Linked DNA regions of Mus musculus: region 1 is linked to region 2. Evidence: chromatin loops called from intact Hi-C (ENCODE). Cell type or tissue: heart. All regions are shown on one strand.

What was found. Peaks named below come from ENCODE experiments on the same cell type or tissue, not always from the same donor. Only the 100,000 strongest peaks of a DNase experiment are listed, where the experiment ranks them.
Region 1: it touches region 2 in a loop (3-fold over the local background); 2 of 42 quality-filtered maps call a loop at or near these places.

The regions. Positions count from the first base shown.
Region 1 is chr8:85,837,077-85,845,076 of GRCm38, forward strand. It overlaps Itfg1 (integrin alpha FG-GAP repeat containing 1), which reads right to left and starts at 3,873. Exons shown (of 18, transcript NM_028007.3): 1 at 3,458-3,873; 2 at 1,852-1,924. The coding sequence starts at 3,662. Phkb (phosphorylase kinase beta) reads left to right here and starts at 3,912. Exons shown (of 32, transcript NM_199446.2): 1 at 3,912-4,027; 2 at 5,928-6,036. The coding sequence starts at 5,985. In heart, a CTCF peak has its summit at 4,057; a DNase peak (open chromatin) is centred at 3,805; H3K4me3 peaks cover 3,016 bases; H3K27ac peaks cover 2,013 bases.
Region 2 is chr8:86,904,463-86,912,462 of GRCm38, forward strand. No RefSeq gene overlaps it. Among named protein-coding and RNA genes, the nearest start is that of Gm33391, 13 kb to the right of the region's middle. In heart, a CTCF peak has its summit at 4,284 (motif pointing left); a DNase peak (open chromatin) is centred at 4,279; H3K27me3 peaks cover 328 bases.

The DNA of each region.
Region 1 (8,000 bases), 1.1 Mb before region 2:
TAAGGGTTAAAATCTTTGAATCCAAGAGAAAGCCCTAGACTGCAGAAGGAAAAGTACAATTACTTTTATTTTAAAAAACAGAGGACTGAAGAAATGGTTCAGTGATTAAGAGAATGTACTGCTTTTGCAAAAAACAGGAGTTTGGTTCCCGTACTATGAAAGGAAGGCAACTCACAAACACGTTACTCCAGAGCATACAGATACACATACAGACAGACATAGATACACAGACACACAGACACAGACACACACGTTAAAAAAGTTGAAACAGCAATTTCTACATTTTAAGAATACTTTACTGAGTCAATCTTCCCATCTACTCCACAGTGATTAAAAAATAGTTTATTTAGTATGTGATTCTAATTCATACTGTATGTGAATACCAAGTAAGCCAATATAAGTACATTTTTCATAATCTGTTTTGTGTAACTCATCTCTTCTTATATAACTGAGTCCAAATGTTTTTATTACTTTGGAAGGATCCTAGTCTGTTCTGATTGTCTTTTCCCAGACTATAATTCTTCCAGGGGTACCTACTTTTCTGTAAAGTAAATCCTTTCACTCTGTCACAAAATGTTATTTTCACTGCCATCTTTCTAATGTGTACTCAAACTTAAACATTATCAAGTAAATTTTATTCAAGCTATGCAGTTAAGCTCCAATTCCATGAGTATATGGAAGCTGCAATTTTGGTTTGCACTGACCCATCCCTTTCTCCTTTAGCTTAGAGCAAGCATTCAACTTGCTTCCTCAAATTTGCAAATCATATTGGTTCACTATCATTGGGGGCAATGTTTCATGTATTGCCAACCATAAGCAATAAGGACTATTATTTAAATTACATTAAAATTTTAATTTGAAAATCTTGTGTGGTAGTTTGAATAAGTATGCCCCCATAGCCTCATGTGTTTGAATGCTTGGCCCATAGGGAGAGGCACTATTAGGAGGCATGACCTTGCAGGTTTTGAAGTCCCTGATGCTTAAGTTATGTCCTATGTAGCTCACAGTCTCTTTCTGATGCCTGGGGATCAAGATGTAGAACTCTCAGCTCCTCCAGTACCTTGTCTGCCTGCATGCTGCCATGCTTCCTGCCATGATGATAATGGACTTAACCTCTGAAACTGTAAGCCAGCCCCAACTGTTTTCTTTATAAGAGTTGCCATGGTCATAATGTCTCTTCACAGCAATGAAACTCTAACTAAGGCAGCTTGATTACAATTGTCAAGATCAGTATTTAAAAAACCTCACCATTTGATCAAAAGAGAAAACAAACAAACAGGACAGAGGTCATTGATCTTTCTCCCATATGTAAAACATCTTTAAGATGATGAGATTTTTATGAGTGATCTGCTTCCACGGGAACAATCAGGACGAGACATAGTACATTCGAGAAAGCATATTAGATTGCAAGGGACTGTAGAATGTTTATATAGAACAGACCCGGAGCCAACAAAAGGTATTTTTATTAAGGGGGGTATTTTTAAATTTTATTTTCAATATTTCCTTTTTTAAAATTATATTTTAATTGTATGTTAGTGGGGTATGTGTGTGTTCAGGCTGATACCACAGTGTGTAAATGGAGGTGAGAGGACAGTTTATAGAAGTCGGTTTTCTTCTTCCACCATGAGGATTCTGGGTATCTACCTTAGGTTATGAGACTTGGATTTAGGTGCCAACTCACCAGGCCTCCCAGGTTTAATTAATTAATTTATTTAGTTTCAAAACACTGTTTTCTACGCAGACCTCAGAACTAGGAATTTTGTGTCACAAACCACAGCTGAACACGACTGATCTCAAATACAACCCACACGACTGCATATTCATATAATAAGAAGAATATTATATACTTACTTCAGGGATACCTTTACCTTGGGTTTAAAATAGGGTGCACTCTGATCTGCCAAGAAGACAATTAAGTCATTTCCTAAAAGAAACAAATAAGTTATTTTAGAAAAAATGGTTTTTGGAAAATCATTCGATCAGTGCTTAAAAACTTCCTGGGTACTGTTTCTATAAGAAAGCTTTTACTCTGACCTAGTCAGACAGCACTGCCAAGAATACTCATACAAATCTAATGGAACATGGAAAAGAAAAGTATGGAAAAGGATACTTGTTCAAGGCAATGTGACGCCATGGGATTCAATTAAGGGCCAGGTGGCATAATTCAAAAGAAGCATCCATATAAAGAGCACACCTTAAACTATACTGTTGTATACTGAGTATGAGACCCAAGTTTGATCTGCAGCAATACAGAAAACACCCCCCCCCCCCCACACACACCCTTATTTATACTGTGCTACTGTTAAGTCTTGTGTTTTCCACATCCAATCAGGTCTCCCTCATAGGCTGTTATCATCATACCAAGGATCCAGGAATTCCTACTAAAACATCTACTCACAAGTTACAAGGATATAAGTCAACACATAAGCAGAAAAAGCAGAGCCCTCCACACTTCCCCCTTTGCTTCCACATGGATGGGTCAATTAATGTTCATTGGGACAGACTTTCAGAAACGCTTAATCAAGCACAGGATATCTTCAATGTCTCTGTATCTAGTTTGGATAGATTAGCTACAGACTTTGAGTATTCTTGCAATGTGGGTAATCATTCAAATAGAGGAAAAACCATCCAGGTCTTATAAGAGGTTCTGGGGTCCTGGAAAGAGCACTCAAAAGACCTTGTCAGGATCCTGCCAGTCAGCTTTGTAGGGGCTTTAAACTTTATTCATGGCCTTGGTCCTTAACCACCAACCGATGCACTTGGTCAGCATCAGACATTTTTTCTTTTAAGGCTTAATGTGGTTAATGAACTTTCAATGGCAAGTTGGATGAAGACTATAGCAGTACTCAAGATGAGGAGGGGCCAGATGTACACTAAGCTAAGGCACCTTATGCTGGAGAAGTCTGAAGTTTGAGAATGTATGACCAAGGAGGCACTGCGTTTATCAGCAGTTAACAACAACAGAGGCTGGTGTGAGTGGTGGAGAATTTGGTGCCTGAGGAAGGCACAGTGCCTTTAAAGATCTTAACACAAGGAAGGGCAGAATTAGTAGGAGGTGAAGGCAGAACATCTCTCACAAGAAACTGTCAGCTTGCATGTTTTCTCATCAAAGGGGGTGGAAGATTGGAAAAAAGACGGGAAAGCAAATGCTTAGACCAGAAACCAAGGTTCTTAGAAATCTGGAAGACCTTTGGCAGGCAGGTGATCATTCGCCATATGAAGGCTAGAGGTTTCTAGATGAAGGGAGGTTGGTGTGTTCTTAAGGGTTGGGCTGATGGTCAAGCCGCGGGGTTACTGAGTTAGGACCGAGGGTTGATAAAAACAGGGGAAAGCTGTCCCTGTGCTGAAGATAAAGGGAGAGCCAGAAGACTGGGAAATGCAAGAGGTAGGGTAACAGGAATCAGGGGGCGTGGGTACACCGGGAGGGGCAGACAGAGGAGGGCCGGCAAGCACTGACTTTCCCGCAGCACGAAGAGGTCCGTCTGTTTGTCGGAGTTGAGGTCACCGAAGGCCGCCAGGGTGCCCCAGGCCTCAGCCCCAAAGAGCTCGGCCGTGACGTTGTGCAGAGCCCGCGCCGGGGCAGGCCCAACGCTCAGCAGCGCGAGCCCCAAGAACAGCGGGGCCAGCACCGCCCTGGCGCTAGGAAGCCGGCCTGCCGCCATGGCGCCTTCGGCCCGGCCGGCCTCCGCCGCGCTTGACGGCAGCCGCAAAGCACCGTGCGACTGACCGGCCGACCGAGAAAAGACTCGGGGTGCGGCCTCACGGGCAGCCCCTCGCTGCACTCTCACGCTGCCCTGGGGCTGTTTCTCCGACGACCAAGACGCCGAGGAGCTAGGGCGGCGTCTGCCCGGGAACTCACTTCCGGCTGTCGTGCCTCCCGACAGTGTCGCGCGAGGGGGCGGGGCCGGGCCGGCCTCGCTGACTGGCAGCTGGGGTGGTGGGCACTGTGCGATGGCGGGGGCTGAGGGACTCATGGCTGAAGTAAGCTGGAAGCTCTTGGAACGAAGAGCCCGGGCCAAGCGCTCAGGTTTGACTGCCTGTGACCACAACCTTCCCCCTCCTGGGTACAGGGGGTGGTGCTCCTCCGCAAGTCCCCTGGAGGGAGGCAGGTGGGATCTGTCCTGGGGATCAACTTGCTTCCTTAAGTTGGCTCCAGAAAGCAATAGGTTTCTCTTGCTGCCCTGCTCTTGTCCATCTTGGTCCCCATTCCCCAATCCCTGCACTTCCCCCATTTAGATAACGTCTGTCTTTCTCCCCCAAGTTATTTCCTCTCCAAAGTTAGTGATAAGCTGACTTCTCCAGAAACTTTGCCGAGTAAGTCAGCTAGTGACAAGTTCTTTGGAACCTGAACGCTCTTGCTCTGCAAAAAGTAGACCTCCATTTTTAGTGAGGTCCTAAAGAGCTGGCGACTACTTTTGTCTCATATGCCCCCTTCACATTCCTCAGTAATTTTTAGCTGCAGCCAGTTCTGTGTGTCAGAAATTGAGGAAGACGGTTTGTGCCACAAGTTAAGTTAGTGTACAGTTATGACTCAGAATGAAATTGGCCCCTTCCCTAGCCAAATGGTCCCACCACCTGTAGCTTCTAGTTGTGGTTCCCAACCACGGAGATTAAAAAGCCAGCAGTCCGAGTGTCCTGAACTGACTTGTTCAAATTGCAAAGTCACACTGGCGTTTTAAAAGTTAGTACTCCTGATTAATAACTTTCCAGAGAGCCAGCAGTGAAACTGCCACTTTTGAAATTGGATACAATCTTGGGGGAAAAAATGTGTCCTTAAACACGAGAGGTGGGGGACAAGAAATGTTCAACCAAGAACCTTTCCCTTGTCAAAGATTGACGAAAGATTGTAGAAAAGTACTGTATTTGTTAAAGTATTGCCAATTTCATTCCATTTGAAATCTTAAAATTTTTGTGTGTTTATTTACTTAGGACTTAGGGTTGTAATGGAACAAACACATGAAAAGTAAGAGAAATTTTTAGAAAGCAGTTGACTCAAGTTCAGAGTCAGTAGAATTATTTGAAACAGTTGTAGGGATATTTGTTGCTTATATTTTCTTTTATTGTGTCATATAGAAATTTTGAGTTGGTTATTAACACTGTTGCTGTGGGAATAGAAAAAGTGCTATTAGGTTGTTCTGGGCAAAGAGAATAACTAGTCTTTTGCCAGGGTCTTTAACCGTCCTCTCAACCCCCAACATGTATTTTTGCAACACAGTTTTGCAACATAGTAATCCTATAGGGTCTATTTTCTCTTCAAGTCTTTATTTTACTCAAATATATGTCACAACAGCAAGTGTTGAAAACCGTATTTTTCTTAATAGGGTAAATTCTGCTTAACTATTGTTGAATGCAGTTTCTTAAACCTAGTCTCAGCCATAGTAGATACTATCCAAATTTACTGTATGTTTACATAAGAGTAAAGTGCAGATAGAAGTGGAAAAAAAAAAAGATAGTAGTTGAGGCAAATCTTAGTAGTTATGTTTGCAGTTTCTACTATTTTTGATTCCGAAAAATACAGACACTAAACCTTGAGCCATATTATTTACTTCCTGCTTATTATAAAGTGTTAACTTGATTCTGTTTACAACTTTTAACTGTGTAAACAGCCTTGTTTGAAACATGAATTGACCTGTTTCTGGGACAGGCTCCTCTTTGGAGTTATAAGCATTGTTACATAGTAGCATTAACAACTTAAAGAACAATAAAGGATACTATTAATTGAATGTGTCTTAGTAAGTGGATATTATGTTTCTGTCTTTTCATGTATGCAAACTTAATTTACCAAATAAAGGAAATCAAATTCTTGAGTCATAAAAGACAAACTAAAATTATATAATGATCTTTAATTGTCTTTTGCACATTGCATCATGCTAATAACTGCTCATACATTAATCTAATGCTGATTGCTTCTAACCTTCACTAAACAGTTTTAAAATTGGTGTAGTTTAGCGTGCAACGCTTATGATAAGAATCAACAGTTTGAAATGGCCAACTCACCTGATGCAGCCTTCTCTTCACCTGCTTTGTTAAGGTCTGGTAAGTGTATAGACCCCAAAAGGGTCAACCGACAATTTTATATTTGTTGTTTTCAAGGTTAATGTTACTATATGGTATTTTTTGTTTCTTTTATGTCCCCTTTGGTGGACCCAACTGTGTGTACCATTTCAGTTCAAGTTAGCTTGTGCCCATTGAGTTTTGAATGTATCTTGTGGTACCCCAGGAAGGCAAAGGGTGGAGGCCTCTCAGGACAATTACAAGCTATTTGACCAAAAGCCGGCATTAGTGCTTAGGAACTGCAACTGTCAAACTGACAAGTCCAGTTAATTTTTAAAATGATTTTTGCCCATTTTTTAGGTATTGTAAATTGAGCTATAGTGTACATGAATGTGCAAATGCCTCTGTAATATGGTATAAATTCCTCTGGGTACATGCCCAGATGGTATGTTTATTTTTAGGTTTTTGACAGTCCTTAAGCCCTATTTTCAAAGTGGTTTTATTAGTTTATACCCCCATTAGCAATTTAGAACAGTTCCCTTTATTCACATTGATGGCACCGTTTTTTTGTCATTCATAATTCCACTCCATTCTAACTGGGTGGAATGGAATCTCAGAGTTGTTTCATTCTATGTTTCCTGATTTCCAAGGTTGTTGATGCCTTTTAAAAGCGTTTCTTAGACATTTGTAATTCTTCTTTTAAGAGCTCTATTCTTGTTTTGGTTCCTTAGCCTATGTTTTATTTTATTTTATTTTTTTGGAGTTTAGTGTTTTTAAGTTTTTATACTTTCTAGTTACTAATTCTCTTTACCCAACTGTTTATTTGGTTGTACAGAAAGCCTTTTAATTTCATGAGATCCTATTGAACCATTGTTGGTATTATTTCCTATGCTGTTCTGAAAACTCTTATCTGTATGTTGAAATGTATTTGGTGTTCTTTTATCTAGCAGTTTTGTGATATTAGGTCTTATATTGAAGTCTTTAAAAGATTTGGAATTTAGTTTTGTGCTGGGTGAGATATAGGAGTCTAGTTTCATTCATCGACGTGGTAATGCCCAGGTTTCCTAACCATCATTTGTTTAAGACACTGTTTTTGTCTAATATATATTTGGCTTTTAGTGAAAAATCAGGTAGCTATGGTTGTGGGGACTTCTAAGGCTTTGATTGCCTCTTCTTTTTCTTGACTTATTGTTCTAGGTAGATTTCCACCACTATATTAAATTTAAGTTTATATGGTATTTAGATAGTAGACATCCTTCACTTGTCCCTTATGGTAGTAGGAGTGCTTTAAGTTTTTCTCTCTTTACTATGATGCTTGATGTAAGTTTGCAGTATATAGCCTTAATTTTGTTGGGATATGCTCTCTCCATCTCTAGCCTTTTCTCATCTTTTATCATGAAGAGATATTAGATTTCCTTGAAAGCCTTTTCTGTGTCAGAGGTCAGAGAGGGCGTTGAATCCCCTGCACATAGAATTACAGATAGTAATGAGCCATCATGTGGATGCTGGGAATTGAACCCAGCTCCTCTGGAAGAATAATCAATGTACTTTAGCTGCTAAACCATGTCACCAGCTCTGTTTGCAAGTATTTTATTGAGAGGTTATTTTGTGAAATAGCTTGAGTAGTATTAGTGTTCTTTGAAAGACTGAACAAATTCTGCAGTGAGTTAATCAGATTCTGTTCCCCCCGCTCTCCACAACCAACCCCCTCTGGAAAATACCTTATTGCTTCAAACTCATTGGTTGTATATGTTTATATTGTTTATTTCAATCTTGGTTTAATTTTGGTGATTCATATGTATATATATATATCTATCTATAGATATATATATAGATATATATGTAATTTATTCATTTCTTTTAGATTACCTGATTTGGAAGAATATAGAAATTTAGGTTTTTTTCTTATGGTTTTATGAATTTTATTGTCATTTGTTATGATGTCTCCATCTTTATCCATTTTCTTAATTTGGATTGTTTTCTATCTTCTTGTTAAACAAGGGTTT
Region 2 (8,000 bases):
TCTCCTTCTCCTCTCGCCTCTCTTCCTGCTCTTCCCCTTCACCTTCTCGGAGTGCACGATTTCTCTCTTTCTCTTCCCCCCTCCCATCTGTGTTCCAAGGAATAGGAGAAACTGGAGTTCAGGTGGTTGTAGCCACCAGGTATGTGCTGGGAACCCAGCCCAGGCCATTTGTAAGAGTAGCTAGTGTCCTTAACCACGGAGCCATCCCTCCAGGTCCCCCCTTTTACTTGCACAGATAGTTGTCTTTAAAAAAATTTTTTTATTGATTTTGAGACACCATGTAGACAAGACTGGCCTCGGGCCTTTTCACAATCTTAAAGCACACAGAATTTCTTGGGGCAGCTAAGATGGAATATAGGTTCTAGTAAGTAATGACTCAGGAGTATCAGAGGGGAGAGTGTGCTACCCTTGGGATGTTTGGATGTGCCCATCCACTGAGCTATTTAAGGCATATTAAATATTAGGCTACGTGTGTGCATGCACGTGTGTGTGCGTGTGTGTGTGTGTGTGTGTGTGTGTGTGTGCGTTTTACTTGGGAATCCAGAATATTGGGGCGGGTAGTCGGGGGTGAGTAGAGTGCACTAATTGGCTGCTGCTACAGTGGGGTCTGCCTCTTGCTATGCGGCAGGTGGAGCTCTCCCCCTGGGTTTGCTAGTGGCGTAGCCACCCATCAGTCTTTTCTCCCTCCCCGCCCATTGGATCTGGAGATCCCTAAAGCGGAGATCATTTGTCTCTGTGGTTCTCACAACAGTGTCTGAACACTTATCATGTGCCAGATGCCCCACTAAGTGCTTTTGTGTTTCATTATCTGAAGTGGATGGTGTTAGGACCCTCAGGGCTTATTTTAGTTACTTCGTCTGGGTTTCCTCTTGTTGTTTGAGATAGAGGTCTGTCTTAGGGTTTCTATTCCTGCACAAACATCACGACCAAGAAGCAAGTTGGGGAGGAAAGGGTTTATTCGGCTTACACTTCCATACTCTGTTCATCACCAAGGAAGTCAGGACTGGAACTCAAGAAGGTCAGAAAGCAGGAGCTGATGCAGAGGCCATGGAGGGATGTTCTTTACTGGCTTGCTTCCCCTGGCTTGCTCAGCCTGCTCTCTTATAGAACCCAAGACTACCAGCCCAGAGATGGTCCCACCCACAAAGGCCCTTTCCCCCTTGATCACTAATTGAGAAAATGCCGTACAGCTGGATCTCATGGAGGCATTTCCCCAACTGAAGCTCCTTTCTCTGTGATAACTCCAGCTGTGTCAAGTTGGCATAAAACTAGCCAGTACAATTGACCCCTTGTCAACACAAACACATCACTAGTAAGTCTCAACCCTTACATTCTTATTCATCCCCAAGATCTAAATAACTTTAAAATTTCAATCTCTTTAAAATATCCATTTCTTTTAAAACCCAAAGTCAAGCCGGGCATAGTGGCGCACGCCTTTAATCCCAGCACTTTGGAGGCAGAGGCAGGCGGATTTCTGAGTTCGAGGCCAGCCTGGTCTACAAAGTGAGTTCCCGGACAGCCAGGACTACACAGAGAAACCCTGTCTGGAAAAACTAAAAAAAACAAAACAAAACAAAAAAAAACAACCCAAAGTCTTTTTACAATTGAAAGTCTCTTAACTGTGAGCTCCACTAAAATAATTTCTTCCTTCAAGAGGGAAAAATATCAGGGCATAGTCACAATCAAAAGCAAAAATTAAACTCCAACTGTCCAATGTCTGGGATCCAATTCATGATCTTCTGGGCTCCTCCAAGGGCTTGGGTCACTTCTCCAGCCCTGTCTTTTGTAGCACACAGCTTTTCCTCCAGGCTCCAGATACCTGTACTTCACTGCTGCTGCTGCTCTTGGTGGTCATTCATGGTCCTGGCATTTCCAAAATACTGCATGACCCCTTCAGTCCTGGGCCATCAATTGCAGCTGAGGCTGCACCTTCATCAACGGCCTTCCATGGCCCGTCACAGTGCCGAGATTCAGCTGCTCTGCATAACCTCTTCAAAACCAGTACCACCTGGCTGACTCTTACACATTAACAAGTCCTGCTGCTGCACGAGGTACAACTTTGGCTATCTCCGGAACACACCCTCTTTGTGCACTCAGAAAACACTTCCCAGAAGATGACACCTCAATGATGCTGGTCTCTTCTTAATCACAGCTAATTTCTTAGCTCCAGCTAACCAGCATCAACAGTCCCAGTAATGCAAAGTTTTCTCTTTAGTAGTTCTGGTATCTTGTTAATCACAGCTGATTCTTCAGCCCCAGCTAACCAGAACCACAGAATCTTCACAATCAAAATAGCAATGGCCCTGATAAAAGTCTTTAATCTTCCCTCTGAAATTTCACAAGCCAGGCCTCCATCTTCTGCACTGTTCTCAACATTATCTTCCAAGCTCCTACACAACATCTGACAGAGCTCTTAACACCAAATGGATCTTCTGGCCCAAAGTTCCAAAGTCCTTCCACAGTCCTCCCCAAAACAAGGTCAAGTTGTCACAGGAATACCCCACTCCTGGTACCAATTTGTCTTAGTCAGGGTTTCTATTCCTACACAAACATCATGATCAAGAAGCAAGTTGGAGAGGAAAGGGCTTATTCGGCTTACACTTCTCCTTTCTCTGGGATAACTCCAGCTGTGTCAAGTTGACACAAAACTAGCCAGTACAGGGTCTCACTCTGTAGTCCAGGTTGGCTTTGAACTTACAACCATCTTGCCTCAGTTTTCTGCACGTTGAGATTACAGATGTGTCCCATGCCTTTCTTCTTAGTTTTGAGATGAAGAGAACGATTAAACAACTCATTTGAGTCACACAGCAACTGAATGGCAGATTGCTGATATAGGCAAGTTGACTCTAGAACCTTCCCCTTGCCAGTCTCCCATGCTAGAACCTTCCCCTTGCCAGTCTCCTATGCCACCTCAGTGGCCTTTCTTCTTTTGCTTAGAAAGGTAGGGGAGAAAGCTCTATGGGGTTTACTTCAATGTACAACAGTAACCTGCAGGCCAATGGAACTGTATTGTGTTTGGGGTCTGATTTTGTAAATAAGTACTCATTACAACCCTGGGACAGTTACTAAATGTGCTTGTTTCTTACCCAAAACAGGGGCAATTTCCTGGGTTATTGTGAAGGCAAATTGATGTGTTCTTACAGTAAACCCAGGAACATGCGTTTGCTAGGCAATGGGTGGGTCTCTCACTCTTTATAAATCAATATCCACCTCTCTATCTGTGTATGTGCCGCATGCATGTTTGGTGCTCGTGGGGGACAGACGTGAACACTGGAACCCCTGGAACTGTAGTTAAGGAAGGTTGGAAGCAGCCACGCGGATGCTGGGAAAGCAAATCTGGTTCCGCTGCAGGAGCAGCAAATGCCCGTAACCACCAGGCGCCTCTTCAGCCCCTGTAGTAGGTTTTTTTTTTTTTTAAGATTTATTTATTTATTTTATGTATATGAGTACACTGTAGCTGTACAGATGGTTGTGAGCCTTCATGTGGGTGTTGGGAATTCAATTTTTAGGACCTCTGCTTTCTCGGGTCCATCCCGCTCACTCAGCCCCTGCTTGCTCCTGCCCAAAGATTTATTTATTATTATTATAATACATAAATACACTGTAGCTGAATTCAGACGCACCAGAAGAGGGTGTCAGATCTCATTATGGGTGGTTGTGAGCCACCATGTGGTTGCTGGGATTTGAACTCAGGACCTTCGGAAGAGCAGTCAATGCTCTTACCCACTGAGCCATCTCCCCAGTCCTGTAGTAGTTATTTTTGAGATAGGAACTCTCTGCATAGCTTAGGCTGGCCTCTAACTCATGATGCTCTTGCCTTATCATGATGCTTATTGCCAAGTGCTGGGGGTTACTGGTGTGCGCCGCCACAGCTGGTTCCCGTTTTGGCATTTAAAATATTTATTTATTTATTTATTATTATTTTATCTGCATATGGTGTGTGTGTGTGTGTGTGTGTGTGTGTGTGTGTGTGTGTGTGTGTAGGGCAGGGGATAGCTCTGTGGAGTTGGTTCTTTCCTGTGTGGATTCTAGAGACTGAATTCAGTTTGTCCGCTTATGAGACAAGTATTTTTATGACCTGAGCCATCTAAGTCGTCTGAGCGTCAGTATATTTGAGGTGGTGAGGAGGGTCTTGTTCCGGGCTTGTAGTACCTAGCTGTCTTGTTTCTTTCTTCTATTTAAATCTGAGTCTTTCTTGTCCTTGCCCAACTTGGTATTTTGAAAAAAGAAGCTTTAGTGAACTGGAAAGGTAACAGAGGCAACAGTGCCACCGTGTGGCCAGAGGTCAGCATTACTATGGTGAAAGGCTGGATCCTGGATCGTATTAACTGGTTCTCTTATTTATGTAGGAGCTTGCTGAACATTCCTCATGGATGGGCTAGTTTACTAAAGTCTCTAAGTAGAGTACAGCATAGTTGCTGCCATGGCTCCATTTTAAGGCTCTTAAGAGACTTGCGGTTGAGAGATTAAGCAATTTCTTCATGGTCATACAAAGAACAGAGACCAGACACAGAATGGGAACCTTCGGTAGCTTGCTCTTAGGTTCACAATTGCAATCATTTTCTATGTTACATCTGTTTCAAGTGGGGCAGAACCCCCAGTTTTAGACTCTTCTTAGACTCACATAATTTTATTTCTTCGTAGGCAATGTGCCCCAGGTGGGAGACAGAGAGCTGAGTCTAGGCACCAGCCCCTCTTTTTACCCTCAGTAACTCATGCTACTTTTCTGAGTTTACAGATGACAGGATGGTGATATTGGCCTCTTCGCCTTATAGTATCTTATAGGCTCCTTGCAGGACTCAATGAAGAGCTTGGAAAGCCCAAAGTCTGGTTTAAATGGCATAGTCCATTTTTTGGGCTACAACTGAATCCACAACCTGAGTAACTGATGCAGACAATGCATGACCCACAGATACCGTATCCACCTGTAGCCCATACATCTGTGGCCCACTCCAGATCTGAATACTGCCCTGACTCTTCCAAACTTAGCTTTTTAAGGCTGGAGATGTAGTTTAGTTGCTAGAATGAAGGACTAAGGACCCCAAAGCCTCAGGTGGCCGGAGAAACTCAGGCCGGGAAAGCTGACTTGATACCTGGGCTGTTAGGGAGTTTTGTTGAGTAGCAGCCTCTGCTGGGATCTACTGCTTTGAGCCTGCAGGGGAACTGACTTGGTGGCAACTTCCATCCCAACCCCATTCCACCCTATTCAACTCCCAAATGCCCTCCACCCCCAGGTACACAGCTGTCACTTCCACAGAGAGGCTGTGGCCCTCAGTTGTGCTGATTAAAGAATCCAGCTTCTGGAGATGCCTGCTGGCTTCTTGTTATTTCATGTTGCCCCTTTGATTTTGATCTAACACCCCTCACATGTACAAGGCTCTGTGTCTGATGCCTAACACCACATAAAGCTGGACATGGCGGCATGTGCCCGTGAGTCTAGCATTGGGGTGGCGGAGAGAGGAGGATCAGAGGTTCGTGGTCAGTCTTGGCAATACAGCAAATTTGAGACCATCCTGGGCCACTTAAGATCTTGTCAGAACAGTGTAAGAGAAGCTTCCACTTCGGCTGGCATCAGGATCCTCATTTTTTTTCTTCTCTAGCAGGACACTCCTGGAGAAATCCCAATTTAGAAAGGTCTGTTGTTTCAATAGTCTGAGACTTAAAGGAAGGGCACAGATAGCTCCTTAGGGTACCTCCATTTTTTTTCAGCATGATTGCATTGAGGGGGATCAGAAGAAGTGCTCTGTAGGCTTAAATTTTTCAAAGCCTACTTTTAATAAGGGTTCTCAGATGCTTCAATCTCCCTTCAAGCCCACTGCCCAAAGGTAGAGGAGAAAAGATGGTAAGTAGGACAAGGGGATGTGGACCTGTGTTGCAGGAAATATTTAAAAATGAGCCCTCCAACTCTCAGCAGGGTCAGGCCATGCTCCTGCACTCCTGCCGCTGCTGCCACTGCCGCTGCCAACTTTCCAGCTCTGCGAGGCCACAGGGCTCCCGCCCAGCCGTCTCTAGGATGGGGGACCCGAGTTCCTCTTTCTTCCAAGCAATGCCCCACAAACATCTCAATTACCCAGTAGAATCAAGACTTTTTTTTTCTTTTTCTTTTTTTTTTGGTTTTTTGAGACAGGGTTTCTCTGTGTAGCCCTGGCTGTCCTGGAACTCACTCTGTAGACCAGGCTGGCCTCGAACTCAGAAATCCGCCTGCCTCTGCCTCCCATGTGCTGGGATTAAAGGCGTGCGCCACCACACCCGGCGAATCAAGACTTTTAATGCTTAATTAGCCAATCAGATTTATGTATCAATAACACAATTTACACAATGTCAGTAAAATAATTTCAGAGCCAATTGATAATGATAAAGCTTTAACCCATTATTCTAATCTTTTGATAACACCACGTTGGCCTCCATACAGGTTCTCTCTCCTTATGAGACCTCTCTGCCTCTCTGTCTCTGTCTCTGTCTGCAACTCTTTGCTCCACCTCCCTTTTCTCTGTCCAATCATAGACCTCCTCTGCATTAATGTGATTGGACAGGGAAAATCCTGTGACGGACCTGTTTAGAAGTAGTTATTTGAGGGGTGATTCCAATCTTTGTTAGGATACCAGCAGTCCAGTTCAGTAGTGTCCGGATACCAAGCATGAATCAGCAGGAGGGGCACATCCACCAGAAACTTCCAGGACTCCTGCAAATCGGCACGAAACAGTAGAAGCAAACAGGACCACCAGCCGGAACACCAGGAGGAGTTCTCTGCTGTGTCCCTCTCAATGAAGCGAAGAGCAGAAAAGATGCAAGACCAACAGAGCGTTGCAAAGTGTACCTTCACTGTCAGTTGAGTCCTATTTATACTCTCTTCAAACATCACATGTTCTTCCACGCATCTTGCCTCAGCAAAACACCATGTGAGTCTGCATCACATGACAAAACCGGAAACTTCCACTTCAGGGCTCTTTGATCAGACTCTGCAATAGCAGAGGTTTAGGTTGAGACCTAAAACAAGCAGGCACTTCTGTCCCAGCATTGCCTCTCTCTGATAGCACCAAGCCCTTTTCTCCGTATGTTAATGAGCAACAGCTAGTCATTGGGAGTTTTAACCCAAACTTGGGGTCATTTCAGGATCCAGTCACTTATCCTTTATGCCATTAGAGCTGGTGGCATGGGACTGGCTCTTTTGCCTCAGGTCACTGGTAGCTGTGGCTCTCTAAACTAATCCTGCAGCAGATGATACATCATGTGTGCCCGATCAGGTCCTTGAAACTTGACTTGAGGGCCTCCCGTGAGAACCTGACTTTTCTATGTCAACTCCAGAGCACCTTGCTTTTCTTATACCAACTCCAGAGCTCACTAGAAAACATTGCCAGACTCTAGCTCAGCTGGTCTGTGGCCAGATTCTGATTGTATGGCCTCTTTACAAAGTGTCTGCATAAATCAGACATATAAGGTTCCCCACATTCTAACCCTGAAGTGGCTTAGTTCATTTATAAGAAGGGAACCTCCCCCTCTGCCACTCTACGTCATAGCCTGGACTCTCCTCAGAGCCTCTACCATACCCCTTGTCTGTGGAATTGGGGCCTGGACTCTCCTTAAGGACCATTCCATGCTATTTTGTGATAAAACTCTTCTAAGAAAACCTCTTAACAAAGGGAAGAATGTACCTCAGTGTCCCCTGCAACTCCAGGTGCCTTTCAATACCGTCACTGAATTAAGTTGTTTCCCATTTCATCAGAAAGCACCTCAGGGGTAAATTGAGACAGGGTTTCTCTGTGTAGCCCTGGCTGTCCTGGAAATCACTCTGTAGACCAGGCTGGCCTCCAACTCAGAAATCCACCTGCCTCTGCTTTCCCAAATGCTGGGATTAAAGGCGTGTGCCACCACGCCCGGCTCTATCTACTTATTTATTGTGAGCACCAGTGAGGGGTCCATGAGTAACTTTCAGGAACCACTTCTTTCAACAGGTGGGTCTTGGGGATTAAACTCAGGCTTAGTGGCAGGAGCCTTAATCT